Linked DNA regions of Mus musculus: region 1 is linked to region 2. Evidence: chromatin loops called from intact Hi-C (ENCODE). Cell type or tissue: gastrocnemius. All regions are shown on one strand. Each heading gives the region's core, and the rest is flanking DNA. Links, peaks and the distances in the headings are about the cores only. Region 1 holds the start of Trim43b (tripartite motif-containing 43B). Region 2 has its middle 4.2 kb from the start of Trim43c.

What was found. A loop is a pair of places that touch in the nucleus more often than their neighbours do. Peaks named below come from ENCODE experiments on the same cell type or tissue, not always from the same donor. Only the 100,000 strongest peaks of a DNase experiment are listed, where the experiment ranks them.
Region 1: it touches region 2 in a loop (12-fold over the local background); 8 of 42 quality-filtered maps call a loop at or near these places.

The regions. Positions count from the first base shown.
Region 1 is chr9:89,091,949-89,097,328 of GRCm38, reverse strand. It overlaps Trim43b (tripartite motif-containing 43B), which reads left to right and starts at 4,494. Exons shown (of 7, transcript NM_001170884.1): 1 at 4,494-4,793. In gastrocnemius, for the core only: no CTCF peak of the experiment used is centred there; no DNase peak of the experiment used is centred there.
Region 2 is chr9:88,832,305-88,837,684 of GRCm38, reverse strand. No RefSeq gene overlaps it. Among named protein-coding and RNA genes, the nearest start is that of Trim43c, 4.2 kb to the left of the region's middle. In gastrocnemius, for the core only: no CTCF peak of the experiment used is centred there; no DNase peak of the experiment used is centred there.

The DNA of each region.
Region 1 (5,380 bases), core at 69-5,068, 260 kb before region 2:
TTGGGCCATGTTGGGGATACCCAGGGGGGCCCCACTCTCTCAGAGAAGGGGAGGATCAGGACTGGGGGCAGTGATAGGGATGAAAAGTGAACAAATAACTCAATGGAAAAAATACTTGCAGGCAAATGCAATGAACTAGAAAGTTAAATTAAATGAGGTAACCCAGACACAGAAAGGCACATATAGCATTTTTTTTTCCCACTTGGATGTGGATTTTAACTTAACTTATAAGTGGTTATAAGCCACTTATAAACGTTACCTATAATCTGTATGATCTCAGCAGTTACATATAGAGTAAGGGGACAGATACTTAGATGCTTCAAGGAAAGGGAACTTGTAATAGGTAGTTATAGATGAATGCATGATGACAGGGCTTGAATGAGAAGATCAAGTAGGGAAGGGACAGGTGGACAGGGAGTAAAAATATGAGGAGAGACAGCTAAAATTAAGGGCTATTTGAGTCATAGCAGGGGAACCTCATATAGTAAAAGCTTCCATGTATATATATGAAGGTGATCTAAATGAATGGGCTCCTGAATAGTGGGGGAGACAGCCTCAACTGGACATCTCTTGCCACCAGCCGAAGCTTCCAGCACTGAGAACAGCTGACTTCTAACTGAGTTGTTGGCCAAAGAGGTTCTATGGGAACCCCTAAACAACTCAGGATATTGTCAAAACTGTACATTTCCTTCTCTCTCCAGCTCTTACCATAACTAAATCCACTGCCCAGGGGCCAATATCTGATTCTCTAGAATATAAAGACAAAGGAGTACTATAAGGTCAGTCAGCTCAGCAGGCTGAATTATTGGTACTCACTCAGTTGTGGGTTTCATCTGTGGACCCACCACAGCCAGGTAAAGAAAGCAACTCATCTAGAACAATAAAGACTTGGTCATCAAAAATCCATCTAGCCAGGCTTGGTGGCACACTCCTTTAATCTACCCCCCTGTTTTAGATTTAGTGTTTCTCTGTGTAGCCCTGGCTGATCTTCAATTCACTTTGTAGAGTAGGCTGTACTAGAACTGAGAGCTCCACCTGCCTCTGCTTTACTTTCATTACATGGTTATCAGTCTGTGCATTTAAGACCTTAGGAGGGGTGTTTTACTTAAGATTTTGGTAATAAAAACAAATATTGTCTGATCATTGTGGTACATACCTTTAATCCCAGGACTTTGGAGGCAGAGACAAGTGGATTTAAGCCCAGTTTAAAATCTGATTCCAGGACAGCAGGAGCTACATAAAAGAGAGCCTGTCTCCAAAAACAAACAAACAGTCCCCAACCAAAAAAACAAAACAAAACAAAACAAAACAAAACACAACAACCAACCAACCAACCATCATATGAAACCATTTAAAGATAAATAAAACCAAAAATTTACACCCACTTTTTATAAAAGCAGTATAATTCTTCCTAGGTTTTGTGTTTCATACTCAAATAATATTGCCATCCAGTGGCATTTAATGTGAAAATTTCTTTCAAAGGCCTGTGTGCTAAGTAAAACTTAGCCCAGTGTGTGCTAGTGTTCATTTAAACAACACCCCCTCTCTCTGAACACAAACAAATATATGTTCTCTGCACCTCATGGAACTTTCTCTAAAACTGACCACATTCTTGGACATAAAGTCAGTCTCAACAGATAGAAGAAAATTGAAATAACTCAGTGTATCCTGTGAGGCCACCACAGAATAAAGCTTGATATCAACAACAACAAAAAAAAAAAACAACAGAAAGCTCACAGAACACATGGAAACTGTACAATTTACTACTGCATGAAGACCAAAGTAAAGAAATTAAAGACCCCATAGAATTGACTAGAAATGCATATACACCATACCCAAAATCATGGGACACGATAAAGGGGGAAGTTCTTTTATTTTTATTTTCCTGAGACAGGGTTTCTCTGTATAGCCCTGGCTTTCCTGGAACTCACTTTGTAGACCAGGCTGGCCTTGAACTCAGAAATCTGCCTGCCTCCCAAGTGCTGGGATTAAAGGTGTGCACCACCACTGCCCTGCTAAAGCGGAATGTTCTAAAGGACAAGGTCACAGGACCAAATGCCTACAAAAACAAACAAACAAACAAACAAACAAACAACTAAAGAGAAGCCAAGGGGTGGAGTCTCACACCTTTAATCCCATCCCTTGAGAGGAAGGTGGGTCTCTGAGTTCAAGTTCAGCCTAGTCTGCAGATCCAATTCCAGGACTGCCAAGGCTACAAAGAGAAACCGTGTTTCTGGAAAACAGAAGCAGACCTAGAGAAATCTTGTACTAGCAACTTAACAGCACACCTAAAAGCTCTAGGACAACCACAGGAAGAAGGAGTACACGGCAAGAAATAAACTGAGGACTGAAATCAATAAATAGAAACAAAGGGAACCCTTCATCAGTTCTTTGAGAAAATCAGCGGGATTGCAAACCCTTATTCAAATTAACTGACAGACCCCAGAGAGAGAACAGGCAGATGAACAAAATCAAAATGAAAGAGGGTGGTGAGGTGGGGAAGTCTCTAAGAAGTGCCAGAGATCTGGGATGGGGAAGGCTCCCAGGAGCCAATGCAGGATCAAGCCCCATTTCACTTCCTGGTGCCCCTTTAATAGTTGAATAACACATTTTATATTTTTTCTTTTCTAAATTTGCTATGCTTGTTTTAAGCGCTCGTTGTGAGTCTTAACCAGAGGGCAAAGTCTATACTGGCTATTTTTTAGACTCCCTTTTCAATGCAATTAATCCGAGTCTAATTCAACTGAATCTCAAGCAGACTCTCAAGACTATGGCAAAGGCAGCCACATTCCTTCACCAAATATCCCAAGAGCAGCCTCTAGTCCACATACTGACATCCTTCTCCCACAGTTCAAATCACCCTCAGCATCAATGTCTTCCATCTTCCTACTAGAACGGTTCACTAAGCCTAACTTAAAGCACTTCACTACTTTCTACATCCAAAGCCAGCAAGTCAACATTCCCCAACCCAAAACATGATAAAGCCTATCCAGTAACACCCCAGTCCCCAGTACCAACTTCTGCATTAGTTAGGGCTCTCCAGAGTCAGAGAAATCATGGGATGTCTCTATATATGAAGGGGATTTGTTGTCTGCAGTGCATCTAACCCAGAAATGGGCAGCTGTGAATGGGAAACCCCACTTCACGAGAAAAATTTATTTTCAATGATTTAAAAAAAGAAGTGCCTAGGAAATCAACAGGATATTCCTTTGAGTATGTCTACGAGGGCCTTTCAGAGAACAAGAGCGAAGCGCCATGCTGTGGGCATCCATCCAATAGATTGGGCACATAGGGATAAAAGAAAGGCAGTGAGTGAGTGCAGGTAGTCTGCCTCTCTGCTTTATGGCCGCTGAGGTGAAGACCTTAGCTCTGACACCTAGACAGAGACTTAGCTTGTATCAGGGATAAACTTTCTAACTGATCACCCAGTACAAAGTGGTCAGCCCTTATGATGGGTATTCTTGGTTGTAATTTCACTACATCTGGAATTAAGTATAACTCAAGAGGCTGGAAATTTTGTTGTGAGGATTTTTTTTCCCCTCCTGACTGAATCATTTGAGGCAGAGAAAACTACCCAGACCCTGACATTTTGAGCATCGAGAATCTACCTAAAATCCTAGCCAAAGCTCTGGTGGCAGCCTCTATAAAGGACCTGTAAGAAGGGAAGGGAGAGGAAAACAATGGAATTTTAACTAAAATATATATTAAAAGCAGATCATCCAGGTTCAAAGCAAGCAAAAACCTGATTGAGATGTGGAAGGTTCCTTGTAATTTCACAGCCACAACATTAACACACGACTCTGTCTGGTTAACGTGAACTAGCCTGGTGGGGAGCTAGGCATCTTTGAACTCTAATGTCACTGTACACAGCCAAAAGTAAATAGAGGGAGATTTGTGCATTTTTTCCCTTTTAGAACAGAAAGTTGAGTCAGTAAGCAGGGTAGATTTGGAAGAAGTATAAGTTGAGATCAATATGAGCAAAAGAAGTTGTAAAAGAATCCTCCAAAGATCTAAAAAGATATTTATGTTGATATTTGCTGGAATCAGAGTTAAGGGCGCCATCATTTGTTAAGCTATTAAAACCAAAGGATAAGCATATTGCTCAATATGTAGTTATAGTTATTGTAAAATTACTAATTTTTTTCTTTAGAAAAGCTCTCATGCTGGGCGTGGTGGCACACGCCTTTAATCCCAGCACATGGGAAGCAGAGGCAGGCAGATTTCTGAGTATGAGGCCAGCCTGGTCTACAAAGTGAGTTCCAGGACAGCCTATACAGAGAAACCCTGTCTCGAAAAACAAAACAAAACAAAACAAAACAAAACAAAAAAAAAAAAAAAAAAAAAAAGCTCTCATTGCATATTCTAGGCGGGCCTTGAACTAAAAAAATCCTCCTAGTTCAGCATTCTAATTCCTTGGATTCTGGGTAAAGGTTTGTTACCACACCCAGCTAAATAGTGATTTGGGACATCCCTTGGGGGAGATTTGCTTGTGGAGATTGGCCAAGGTGTTAGTTCAATCTCTCATCCATTTAGAATAATCCCACTTAAGGGAGCTCATCTATTGGAAGCATTAGTAAAAGGGAGGAAGTGGGTGTGGTCTTTAGAGACTCTAAGTACATCCCTGGGGCCCACCAGGTTCATTCTTCTCCAGACCAGAAGTGGAGTGTTTCTAACCTTTTGCTCCAGACACTGCTAGATCTATCACCTCACTCTCTGAGGATCTGATCTCAGAGCTGAGCTAGTATCGCATTGCTACCAAGCATTGCTAAGCAGGGACCGGAATAATTGCTTGGGTAAGTGCACAATTTACAAGAGAAAATTTCTTTTTTGTTCCTATTTTTAAATACAAACAGGGGTTTGCTTAGAAGTTGTATTTTGCTATTTAGCAAAACCTGATTCAGTTTGTATTTGCATTTTTTCCTTGGGGTATAATGTGGGTTAAGGTTATAGATAATTTTAAATTTATTATGCACATTTTAGTTGATCTGATGTATTATAATGAGAAATAGTTTCAAGATCTCCTCCTCCTCCTTCTCTTCCTTCTTCATTTTTTAAGACAGGGTCTCTCTGTGTAGCCCTAGCTGTCCTGGAACTTTCTTTGTAGATCAGGCTGGCCTTGAACTCAGAAATCTCCTGCCTCTGCCTCCCTCTGCCTCCCTCTGTCTCCCAAGTGCTCCGATTAAAGGCGTAGCCACCACTGCCTGGCTCAAGATACTTTTTTTATATTCTGTGCTTTGTCTAAATTCTAAAATATTTCAAGAACATTCTATGCTTAACAAATGCTCTGAGTGGTTTTAAGAAATATCAGAATTTAAAGCTTGAAGTAGGGTGCATTTTCTTGGATAGGAAGGTGCTGTTTCACTAACATGCCTGCTTGAAA
Region 2 (5,380 bases), core at 125-5,124:
AATGCAGAAGTTGGTACTGGGGACTGGGGTGTTACTGGATAGGCTTTATCATGTTTTGGGTTGGGGAATGTTGACTTGCTGGCTTTGGATGTAGAAAGTAGTGAAGTGCTTTAAGTTAGGCTTAGTGAACCGTTCTAGTAGGAAGATGGAAGACATTGATGCTGAGGGTGATTTGAACTGTGGGAGAAGGATGTCAGTATGTGGACTAGAGGCTGCTCTTGGGATATTTGGTGAAGGAATGTGACTGCCTTTTGCCCTAGTCTTAAGAGTCTGTTTGAGATTCAGTTGAATAAGACTCAGATTAGCTGCATTGAAAAGGGAGTCTAAAAAATAGCCAGTATAGACTTTGCGCTCTGGTTAAGACTCACAACGAGCGCTTAAAACAAGCATAGCAAATTTAGAAAAGAAAAAATATAAAATGTGTTATTCAACTATTAAAGGGGCACCAGGAAGTGAAATGGGGCTTGATCCTGCATTGGTTCCTGGGAGCCTTCCCCATCCCAGATCTCTGGCACTTCTTAGAGACTTCCCCACCTCACCACCCTCTTTCATTTTGATTTTGTTCATCTGCCTGTTCTCTCTCTGGGGTCTGTCAGTTAATTTGAATAAGGGTTTGCAATCCCGCTGATTTTCTCAAAGAACTGATGAAGGGTTCCCTTTGTTTCTATTTATTGATTTCAGTCCTCAGTTTATTTCTTGCCGTGTACTCCTTCTTCCTGTGGTTGTCCTAGAGCTTTTAGGTGTGCTGTTAAGTTGCTAGTACAAGATTTCTCTAGGTCTGCTTCTGTTTTCCAGAAACACGGTTTCTCTTTGTAGCCTTGGCAGTCCTGGAATTGGATCTGCAGACTAGGCTGAACTTGAACTCAGAGACCCACCTTCCTCTCAAGGGATGGGATTAAAGGTGTGAGACTCCACCCCTTGGCTTCTCTTTAGTTGTTTGTTTGTTTGTTTGTTTGTTTGTTTTTGTAGGCATTTGGTCCTGTGACCTTGTCCTTTAGAAAGTCCCCCTTTAGCAGGGCAGTGGTGGTGCACACCTTTAATCCCAGCACTTGGGAGGCAGAGGCAGGCAGATTTCTGAGTTCAAGGCCAGCCTGGTCTACAAAGTGAGTTCCAGGAAAGCCAGGGCTATACAGAGAAACCCTGTCTCAGGAAAATAAAAATAAAAGAACTTCCCCCTTTATCGTGTCCCATGATTTTGGGTATGGTGTATATGCATTTCTAGTCAATTCTATGGGGTCTTTAATTTCTTTACTTTGGTCTTCATGCAGTAGTAAATTGTACATTTTCCATGTGTTTTTGTGAGCTTTCTGTTGTTTCTTTGTTGTTGATATCAAGCTTTATTCTGTGGTGGCCTCACAGGATACACTGAGTTATTTCAAATTTCTTCTATCTATTGAGACTGACTTTATGTCCAAGAATGTGGTCAGTTTTAGAGAAAGCTCCATAAGGTGCAGAGAACATATATTTGTTTGTGTTCAGGGAGAGGGGGTGTTGTTTAAATGAACACTAGCACACACTGGGCTAAGTTTTACACAGGCCTTTGAAAGAAAATTTCACATTAAATGCCACTGGATGGCAATATTATTTGAGTATGAAACACAAAACCTAGGAAGAATTATACTACTTTTATAAAAAGTGGGTGTAAATTTTTGGTTTTATTTATCTTTAAATGGTTTCATATGATGGTTGGTTGGTTGGTTGTGTTTTGTTTTGTTTTGTTTTGTTTTGTTTTTTTGGTTGGGGACTGTTTGTTTGTTTTTGGAGACAGGCTCTCTTTTATGTAGCTCCTGCTGTCCTGGAATCAGATTTTAAACTGGGCTTAAATCCACTTGCCTCTGCCTCCAAAGTCCTGGGATTAAAGGTATGTACCACAATGATCAGACAATATTTGTTTTTATTACCAAAATCTTAAGTAAAATACCCCTCCTAAGGTCTTCAATGCACAGACTGATAACCATGTAATGAAAGTAAAGCAGAGGTAGGTGGAGCTCTCAGTTCTAGTACAGCCTACTCTACAAAGTGAATTGAAGATCAGCCAGGGCTACACAGAGAAACACTAAATCTAAAAAAGGGGGGTAGATTAAAGGAATGTGCCACCAAGCCTGGCTAGATGGATTTTTGATGGCCAAGTCTTTATTGTTCTAGATGAGTTGCTTTCTTTACCTGGGTGTGGTGGGTCCACAGATGACACCCACAACTGAGTTAGTACCAATAATTCAGCCTGCTGAGCTGACTAACCTTATAGTACTCCTTTGTCTTTATATTCTAGAGAATCAGATATTGGCCCCTAGGCAGTGGATTTAGTTATGATAAAAGCTGGAGAGAGAAGGAAATGTACAGTTTTGACAATATCCTGAGTTGTTTAGGGGTTCCCATAGAACCTCTTTGGCCAACAACTCAGTTAGAAGTCAGCTGTTCTCAGTGCTGGAAGCTTCGGCTGGTGGCAAGAGATGTCCAGTTGAGGCTGTCTCCCCCACTATTCAGGAGCCCATTCATTTAGATCACCTTCATATACATACATGGAAGCTTTTACTATATGAGGTTCCCCTGCTATGACTCAAATAGCCCTCAATTTTAGCTATCTCTCCCCATATTTTTACTGTTCTCCCTGTCCACCTGTCCCTTCCCTACTTGATCTTCTCATTCAAGCCCTGTCATCATGCATTCATCTATAACTACCTATTACAAGTTCCCTATCCTTGAAGCATCTAAGTATCTGTCCCCTTACTCTATATGTAACTGCTGAGGTTATACAGATTATAGCTAACGTTTATAAGTGGCTTATAACCACTTTAAGTTAAGTTAAAATCCACATCCAAGTGGGGAAAAAAATGCTATATGTGCCTTTCTGTGTCTGGGTTACCTCATTCAATTTAACTTTCTAGTTCATTGCATTTGCCTGCAAGTATTTTTTCCATTGAGTTATTTGTTCACTTTTCATCCCTATCACTGCCCCCAGTCCTGATCCTCCCCTTCTCTGAGAGAGTGGGGCCCCCTGGGTATTCCCCAACATGGCCCAACAGATTTCTGCATGGTTAGGCATACCCTCTTCCTCGGAGGCCAGGCAAAGCAGCCCAGTTGGGGAAATGGATTCCACAGACAAGCTACAGCTTTAGGGATAGCCTCTACTTCAGTTGTTGGAGGCCCCACACGGAGACTGACCTCCATATGTGCTACATATGTGCTGGGGGCTTCTGTCTAGCCCGTGTGGGCCCTTTGCTTGGTGGCTCAGTTTCTGAGAGCCCCTCAAAGGTCCAGGTGAGATGATTCTGTCCAATGTTTGGCTCTGTGTCTCTGTATCTGTTTCAGTCGGCTGCCTGGTGGAGCCTCTCAGAGGACAGTTATGCTAGGCTCCTCTCTACAAGCATAACAGAGTGTAATTGGTAGTGTCAGGGACTGGGGTTTACACATGGGATGGGTCTCAAGTTGGGCTGGTTACTGGTAGACCATTTCCTCAATTGCTGCTCTGTCTTTGTCCCTCCATTTATTTTTTTTTTAGACAAGACAAATTTTGGGTCAAAAGTACGTGGGTGGGTTGGTGTCCTTATCCCTCCACTAGAGGTCCTATTTAGCAATAGGAGGTGGCCTCTTCAGGCCCTCTCCTATATATCCCCAGTGTTATATATCTCAGCTAAGGTTACCCACATTGACTCCTGGGAGCCTCCCCCATCCCGGGTCCCTGGCATGTCCTAGAAATGCCTCCTACCCCCATCCCAACTAGCTGCAGATTCATTCTCTTGGCTATCTCCCTTGTTTCTCCCCATACCTGATCTGAAATCCCCCATTCCCCTCCCCTTCCCCTCTCCCACCCAGTTCCCCCTTCCCTCTGCCTCCTATGACTATTTTATCCCTCCTTCTAAGTGAGATTCAAACATCCTTGCTTGGGCCTCCCTCCTAGTTTTGTTTCACTGAGTCTATGTTTATTGTGTGTTTAATGTGAAAATTCCTTTCAAAAGGTTCTTTTTTTTTTTTTTTTTTTTTTTTTCAAGACAGGCTTTCTCTATAGAACAGGCTGGCCTTGTGCTCAGAAATCTGCTGGCCTCTGCCTCCAAGTGCTGGGATTAAAGGTGTTACCACCAATGCCCAGTTTATTCATATGCTAAGTAAAACTTGGCTAATTGTGTTGTAAAAGTTGAAAGGTGAGTGAATCCCTACTATGCCATGATAAGGAAACCAAGATCATAACCAGATCATTAGACAATACCACAAAAGAGAGTACTGCTAATGTTGTGGTTACTCCCCAAATTTTGTATTTTTTTTCTTTTTTTCTCTTTTCTTCCTTCCTTCCTTTCTCTTTCTTTCTTTCTTTCTTTCCTTTCCTTTCCTTTCCTTTCCTTTCCTTTCCTTTCCTTTCCTTTCCTTTCCATTCCATTTCCTTCCTTCCTTCCTTCCTTCCTTCCTTCCTTCCTTCCTTTTTGGTTTTTTGGTTTTCCGAGACAGGGTTTCTCTATATAGTCCTGGCTGTCCTGGAACTCACTTTGTAGACCAGGCTGGCCTGGAACTCAGAAATCCACCTGCCTCTGCCTCCTGAGTGCTGGGATTAAAGGCGTGGGCCACCACACCCAGCTTCTTGTATTATTTTTAATGCAGCGCAAAGCATGTTTTTGTCTTTCTGTACTTAGCTTGATTCCCTTCTGACCCTCTAATGTGTTTAAAACAGTCAAGTAGGCCCACAGAAGAAGCTAAAATGATGAAACTACCTGATCTTCGATTTTCAACCTAAAAAAGAAAATGCCATCACATATCCTCAGACTATTATCACTCCATTGGTTTTTTTGTTTGTTTGTTTGTTTTTTTGGTTGTTGTTGTTGTTGTGTGCCACCACTGCCCAGCTACTCCATGTGTTTTATGTCTGGTAAATATTCAAATATTTGTTGTTAAAGTTAAATTTAACAGTACCTCTATCCATATGTATAATGCATGAGTTGGTATGTCTCTATGTATTATAATTTTGTATAAAACTGGAAATATGCCGGGCATGGTGGCGCACACCTTTGATCCCAGCACTCAGGAGGCAGAGGCAGGAGGATTTCTGAGTTTGAGGCCAGCCTGGTCCACAAAGTGAGTTCCAGGACAGCCAGGGCTATACAGAGAAACCCTGTCTCAAAAAACAAAAACAACCCTGGAAATACTATAAAAACATTTGACATCTACTTTTTTCAATAAGATACACTCACATAATACAAAGCATTCCCCAGCCGGGCGTGGTGGTGCACGCCTTTAATCCCAGCACTTGGGAGGCAGAGGCAGGCGGATTTCTGAGTTCAAGGCCAGCCTGGTCTACAAAGTGAGTTCCAGGACAGCCAGGGCTATACAGAGAAACCCTATCTTGAAAAACCAAAAAAAAAAAAAAAAAAAGATATATTTATTTTATGTGTAT